Linked DNA regions of Homo sapiens: region 1 is linked to region 2. The links are chromatin contacts, found by Hi-C or POLR2A ChIA-PET in ENCODE. All regions are on one chromosome and are shown on one strand. The core of a region is the stretch at or near the end of the contact, and the rest is flanking DNA. Distances in the headings are between cores, read along the strand shown. Region 1 has its middle 72 kb from the start of MPEG1. Region 2 has its middle 35 kb from the start of MPEG1.

The links. A loop is a pair of places that touch in the nucleus more often than their neighbours do. ChIA-PET counts read pairs that join two places held with the same protein, here RNA polymerase II (POLR2A).
Region 1: a map of CD14-positive monocyte shows a loop between it and region 2 (2.4-fold over the local background). The contact joins two enhancer-like sites. A Hi-C loop is called at or near these places in 2 of 168 maps with a recorded cell type or tissue (CD14-positive monocyte and posterior vena cava). POLR2A ChIA-PET finds 5 or more read pairs at or near these places in 3 of 52 experiments (B cell, CD4-positive, alpha-beta memory T cell and endothelial cell of umbilical vein).

Annotation. Positions count from the first base shown.
Region 1 is chr11:59,283,196-59,286,141 of GRCh38, reverse strand. No RefSeq gene overlaps it. Among named protein-coding and RNA genes, the nearest start is that of MPEG1, 72 kb to the right of the region's middle. Within about 2 kb of position 1,566, at least 5 of the 41 ENCODE cell types and tissues checked have a DNase peak (open chromatin) inside an H3K27ac peak, as active enhancers do; they include CD14-positive monocyte, where a contact is called at or near this core.
Region 2 is chr11:59,246,502-59,249,651 of GRCh38, reverse strand. No RefSeq gene overlaps it. Among named protein-coding and RNA genes, the nearest start is that of MPEG1, 35 kb to the right of the region's middle. Within about 2 kb of position 1,610, at least 5 of the 41 ENCODE cell types and tissues checked have a DNase peak (open chromatin) inside an H3K27ac peak, as active enhancers do; they include CD14-positive monocyte, where a contact is called at or near this core.

The DNA.
Region 1 (2,946 bases), core at 317-2,816, 37 kb before region 2:
ATCCAGCACCATTTGTAACACATTTATTTCAGTTCCAGGCTGAGAGCCCTGGGGCAGTTAGCAGGACACATGATTGTCAGCTGGCAACAGTTGGGGCTTTACTCAATTTTAATACCAATCTCATCTGATTGTAATTACTCCACCACTGTCATGTTCCTCCACAAAATGTTTTTTAAAGGATACATTTATTCACTGAATCAAATATCATTACTGATTTATCTTCTATGAAGGATGACTGTTCTCTTTGTTAATGTTCACAATCAAGATCTTGGGCTGAAAAGATCATCCAAGGAGTCTGAAGTATCACAGCGTGTGGGAAGGTGGGAACCAGGATACCCATTCATTTCCAACTGAGATACAGAGAAGTGAGTCACAGAATTTGAGCCCTGCTCTCCTGACTGCCCAGCCAAGGACACTGATTTCTATAGCCCCTTTACTTAACTCTGCCTCTTAAGCATTAAAACGTTCTTCTAAACCTCTGAGTGTTTTGTGGGTTCTGAGTGTTTTGTACGTTTTAGCCAAGTTAACCACTTGTCTGCAAATACTGACTTTCCTATGAATTCTTTGAAGATTATTGAGTCAGAAAGGAAAAATACAGCCCCAAATTCCCAGACTTTTAATGCATTAACTGCCTATTGAAATGAGAAGTTCTTCACAAACTTATATTCCCACTAACAAGATCGCACATAAATATGCATTAAAGTATGTACTAAGAAACCCTCTGTCCAACGGCTCATGCATATGAAGTCCGAACATGGGAGTTTGCCAGTTGCATTCATCAAGTCGTTTTGCGGAGTCAGATCCCTGATGGAAGAGCTCACAGGCTCTGCCTTCCAAGTCCTGGGTCCCTAACTGGTAACCTTAGGCTAGGGTCTGTGGGGAGACCAACCCTGGCTTCCAAGAAAACCACATTCCATGGACTATCAGAAATAGACACAGATTTGGGTGACAAAGGAGGCTCTGCATTTACATTTTATTTTTGTGTTCTTGTCAGTTTTGAGATGATTAACATTAAACATTTATTTGAGAAACAACAGGCAGAAGCAACAATTCAAACATACTTCATATTGTAGTCAGGCGAAGGAACCTTTAAAAATGAACATTCACAATTTTAACGATGGTTTTTCTCCCACATGTTCACTTACTTATTTTCCCAGCCATATTGTCTGTTCCGTTAGGTGAAGAGTCTAACCAGGTCAAATGTGTGGGTGAGAACAATGTGGAAGATATATTTTTTAAGTGGGTGCTGAAGGGACTTTTCCCGCATCCAGTGGTAGGGCTTGTGGTTGCCCTCAGGAAGACAACCCAAATCCCTCACAGAATAGGTGCACTAATCTACAAAAGGCGGAAGGTTAACAACAGCAACAATTTTGTGGTTGTTCATTTGCCATTTATTGTTCTGCACAGACACCTCATGAACACCAGGTGGCGATGTCCTCTCTCAGAGCAACACCAAAGACTTCAAAACACTCCAGTTACAAACCGAACAATTCACATTAGGACATTCACCTGCCTCTCCCAGAACCCCCAATCTAATGCCGGGGACCACAGAGAAGGAAAGGGGTCAGGGGTTCTTTCTTGTACCACATGCGCATTCCCCCAATTCTCTCATGCATACAATAGTGCATCACCAAGACGAGTACTTTTGACCAAGTATAAAACCACACAGACAACCAAATTTAACAAAAAGCGGAAGAGAATGAAAACACAAAGGCACCCACAGCCACGTATACACAATTAACCTTTTAGGGGATGGGCACCTGACGAGGTTTGTCTCCACTTACATTTGCCATCCCTGGAGACTCTGGAAGGGAGAAACTAGGCTGCTGGTGCTAAGACCATGAAAGGGAAGGCATGGAATCCCCTACTTGGGCCAGGAGAGCACAGCAGGGCTTCTGGTGGGAAAACACCCTGTGTCAAGGTAGTAGATGCACAGGGCTCAGCTGGCAGGGTTCTCACTGAAATCTAGACTGCACCTTTCCAGGTTGGCACAAGAGAAAGGGCAGAGGAATGCTCCCCGCCTTGCTGGGCGTAGTGTTAGAAAGGAAATTCAAGATCCCTACTGCCCAGAAAGCCACACAAGAACAGCACGAGGAGGAGGAAATCTCACTGGACATCTGCAGAGAGGACAAGAAATGGGGCACCCACACAATCAAAACCCCAGGGGAAAAGGCTTGAAGGTATGAAAACGACCTCTCCAAGTGGTATTGCCACAGGCACAGCGGCTCCCTTTCCATCTTGAGTCCTCTTCCTTCTGCTCCTGGCCACCCCTTTCCCCACCTATACTTTCTTCTCCCTGACGTGGGGAAATTGATCTCTCCCCAGTGCCTAATTCCATTGTGAAAGTCCGTCTTCTTTTCTTCCCCACCTCCTACTGCCTCACTGTGTCTTTCTCCCCAAGAACCCTCAGCCTATTTCTTCACCCCTCTGTGGCCATCTTTCTGTGGCCTAGAAGTCCAGCAGATACTTGACCAGGTTGCTAAAGGCAGAGATGGCATGAGACTCTCCAAATTATATCTGGTAACCTGGCAATGGGCATCGGTGTGACATTAAATATCGCAGGGATGGCTCTTTTATTTAACTCAGGTGTTTCCTTGCTGAGTGTGGGAGGAAATTGCCCTGTGGTTCAGTAAGCTCGAGACCATTATCACTCTGGAGGTACTTAGGCAGTCCAAAGCAAATAATTATCTCATTGATTAGTACTTTTATTACCTCAGAGGCTTTCTCTGTCTGGCATGGGAATACTTCTACCCACTTACTGAAGGTATCCACCCATACGAAGAGATGCTGGATGTCCCTTATCCTTGGAATATGGGTGAAATCCATCTGCCAGTCTTTCCTTGGAATAGAATAGCATCCTATTCTTTGTGTTCTGGGGGAAGAATCTGTTAGTTGGAGTTATTTTTAAGGCAAGCCTCATAAACATTAAGTATCTGTTTGATCGTT
Region 2 (3,150 bases), core at 361-2,860:
AGCTCAGGGTGGGCTCTCTCAGCAGGGGATACCATATTATTATGGCTTCCCAGAAGAGGGCCTACCCCCGCCATCACTCCAAGCAGGATCAAAGAATCAGAGTCTCTTCAAAGAACAGACAGCAAGCACTATGGGTGGAAGGCCACAGATGCCCTACAGATGTGGTTGGGCAACTATTTTCTAGGTTTTACCAGGTTGGTTTATAAGTCTATCTGAAGACTGAGAACAGATTTCGGAGAACATCTTCTCCTATTTATTCTGGTTACAGCAAAATAAATAAATGAATGTTTATGTTACTTTCAATGAGCTAAAATAGTTATTTACAAAGACAGACAAGACCTGCTTTAAGCAAAAGTATAAAATTCTACAACTTTGTCCTCTGTGCCACCACCTCCCTCTTTAAGCCTCTCTCATCCTGATTCTGGGTTCTTTGTTCTTTCCATTACCACTTGCCTGCATTCTCATGCAGCTATCTTTTCCTGTGACTGTAGGCACTAGTTAAATTCTGGCCCTACCAATGACTGGCTGTGATCCAGTGAGCAGCCAAGGCAGAAAACCACTGCCTCAGAGTATCCCTCTCTGAAAAGCACTGAAGCCTTTGCAGCAGTCTTGAAACCTGTTCGAGTTTCCTCAATCTTGAGGATTCCTTCGTTTGACATTGCCAGCTGTTGTACCTACTCTTCCATTTTCTTCTCTCCTTCCACTGCTAAACTGGCATAACTTCCGTCAGTACCTGGCCTTGTTCAAATCCCCTCTGAGCTCCATTCCGGATATCCCTATCTGAGACCAATGAGTTCCACCCCTACCATTCTGTTGAAATTGCTCTGGGAAGACCACACCTCCCTTCCTTCTTGCCAAATCAATGGCCTTCTGTTTATATTTTCTCTCTTTGAGTTCCATGCCATGTTCATTAAGCATCACTGAGCAGTGACAGATTTGAGGATCAGGATAAGGAATTTGGATGTCATCAGGCCATCAGTGAACAAAAAAACTAATGAACGCTCTTGAGCAAAAAATGACATGATTGGATCTGTGCTTTAAGGAGGTCCATTTGCAGGTTAAGGAGGAAGAATTGAATTTGAGAGAGTCTGAAGGCGAATTATGAACAATCAGTTTAAAATTGCCTGAGTCCCCCCACAAAAAAATTCTTGGAGTTGGAGATGACATGAAAAGAGGGTTCTATTGATTCTACCGATAATGTTTCAAGTAGTATTAAAGAACAATCCATTCTGAAGGTGGGAGCAAGGGAGGCAGGAATTGTAAAGCACCATAGTCTTCTAGTTTACTATCCTCACACCCTTCAGTATGCAATAAGATATATAAAAAAAAAAAAGAGGATTCTTTAGGTTTAGGGTTTTTTTTTCCCTAAAAAAAGATTTAATTACAAACTACTGAATTGGCCATAGTAATCATTTCTCCAATATCTAGCCTCAGAGAGAGACCCCAAGAATGTAGGCATGATGCCCAGAGCTGGGAACTCGAGGAGGGAGTATAATTTGTTTAGCTTCACAGTAGGAGACTCTGGCCCTGGCAGAGGAGAAGCTGATGGGGTTTTGGGTGGAGAAGGGAAATTGTAACATTTTTCTCATCTGGATGCAAGTTGAAGAGCTGCCAACATCAACAGGGTGTGGCCACCATCTTTCACAAATCCTTGAAAGAAGCTGTGGTGTGCTGTGGGTTTACACAATGCCCACTTCCTTCTGTTTCTTGTATGTCCTCCCCAAGACACACAAATAGACTTCAAGTATTTTCAAGATGGATATTTGATAAATCAAAAACAAAACACGTACATGAGGGAAATCTGGCCTTAGTCAAACAGCAAGAGGTTATTTTTCTTTTAAACTCCCTGCCCACTGATCTTTTGAAAGATAAGTGTTATCAGGTGATTTTTTAAAAAAATTGCCATCCATTTCTCAGGTCCTTATAGGGGCAGTGGTGTATGGAGGAATGAGGATATTATGAAATAAAGTGTTACAAGAGGCCCTATGCACACAATAAAAAATGTTAGTACATGTCAATCTCCTTTCTTCTTTCTTTTTGTTTCACAGAATCAGAATCTCAGGATTTTAAGGAACCCATAAGGTTAACTAATTCAGATTGTCTTTTAAATCTTAAATCCTGTCACTGTCAAGTGTACCATCTTCTGCTTACACACGTCCAGTGATGAGAAATTTAAAGCTTTCTGGGCTATCCATTCTACTTTTGAACTATACTATTGTTTTCCTAAAATTCTCTCTCTCTCTCTCTCTGTCTATCTTTGTCAGAAGGGTTCTGTAAAATATCTAGTGCTTTACAAAGGTAACTGCTATTGTCTGAAATTGTCACATATTTTGGAGCCAAAAACCAGTCTCAGATTGCATTGACTCCAGGGATATATTATTGGAACCACACCAGGAACTAGGAATAACATGGAAGCTGAGCCAATGGAAATCAACTGTACCCAAACAAAGCTGGCATTTTCTTTATCCCTGAGCACAGGTAGCTACCCAAGATGCCCAGAGGTGCTCTCTGGGACATGCTGTACCCCACAACCTAAACAGAACCAGTGGTAACTGGGAGAGAACTGGCGTCTCTTTCAACCCCCACCAAGTCCTTCTCTTGGAGTTGGTAGCCAATTTAACATAGCTGCATCCAAATACTTTTTATCTCTTTGTCCAAAACATGTACTATGGGTGCTGGCAGAGATGGGTTTCATTCTTTTTCCAAGCATCTGATCTTAGCCATCTAACTGAAATGTAGAGCGTAAGGAGCTGTAAATGAGTCTGCCCCTTTTCTTTCCTTGGAATCATTACTGCTGAATCATAGAGTCACAGAATGGGAGAGTGAGAAACACTCATGAAGGTGGGGAAGTTGGAGCAGGCAAGATGCTGGGACCTTCTCTCCTACTCCTCTGACTTTGACCAGAAAGCTGGACTTTATCTATTTAATATTCTGAAATTCTGCAGAAAAAAATTTGTTTTTGCATTTCTTCTATTTACAAACGGAAGTAAGGAATAAAGGAATGTGGACTAGAAAATACTGATCTAACCTAATACTTTTATTGTCCATACAAGAGATGAGGAGATTAAGATTCAGAGAAGGAAATAATTTTTCCAACAGTCACATTACAAAGAAGCAGGAGAAATAGAACTTGAACAAGCATTTTTTTTT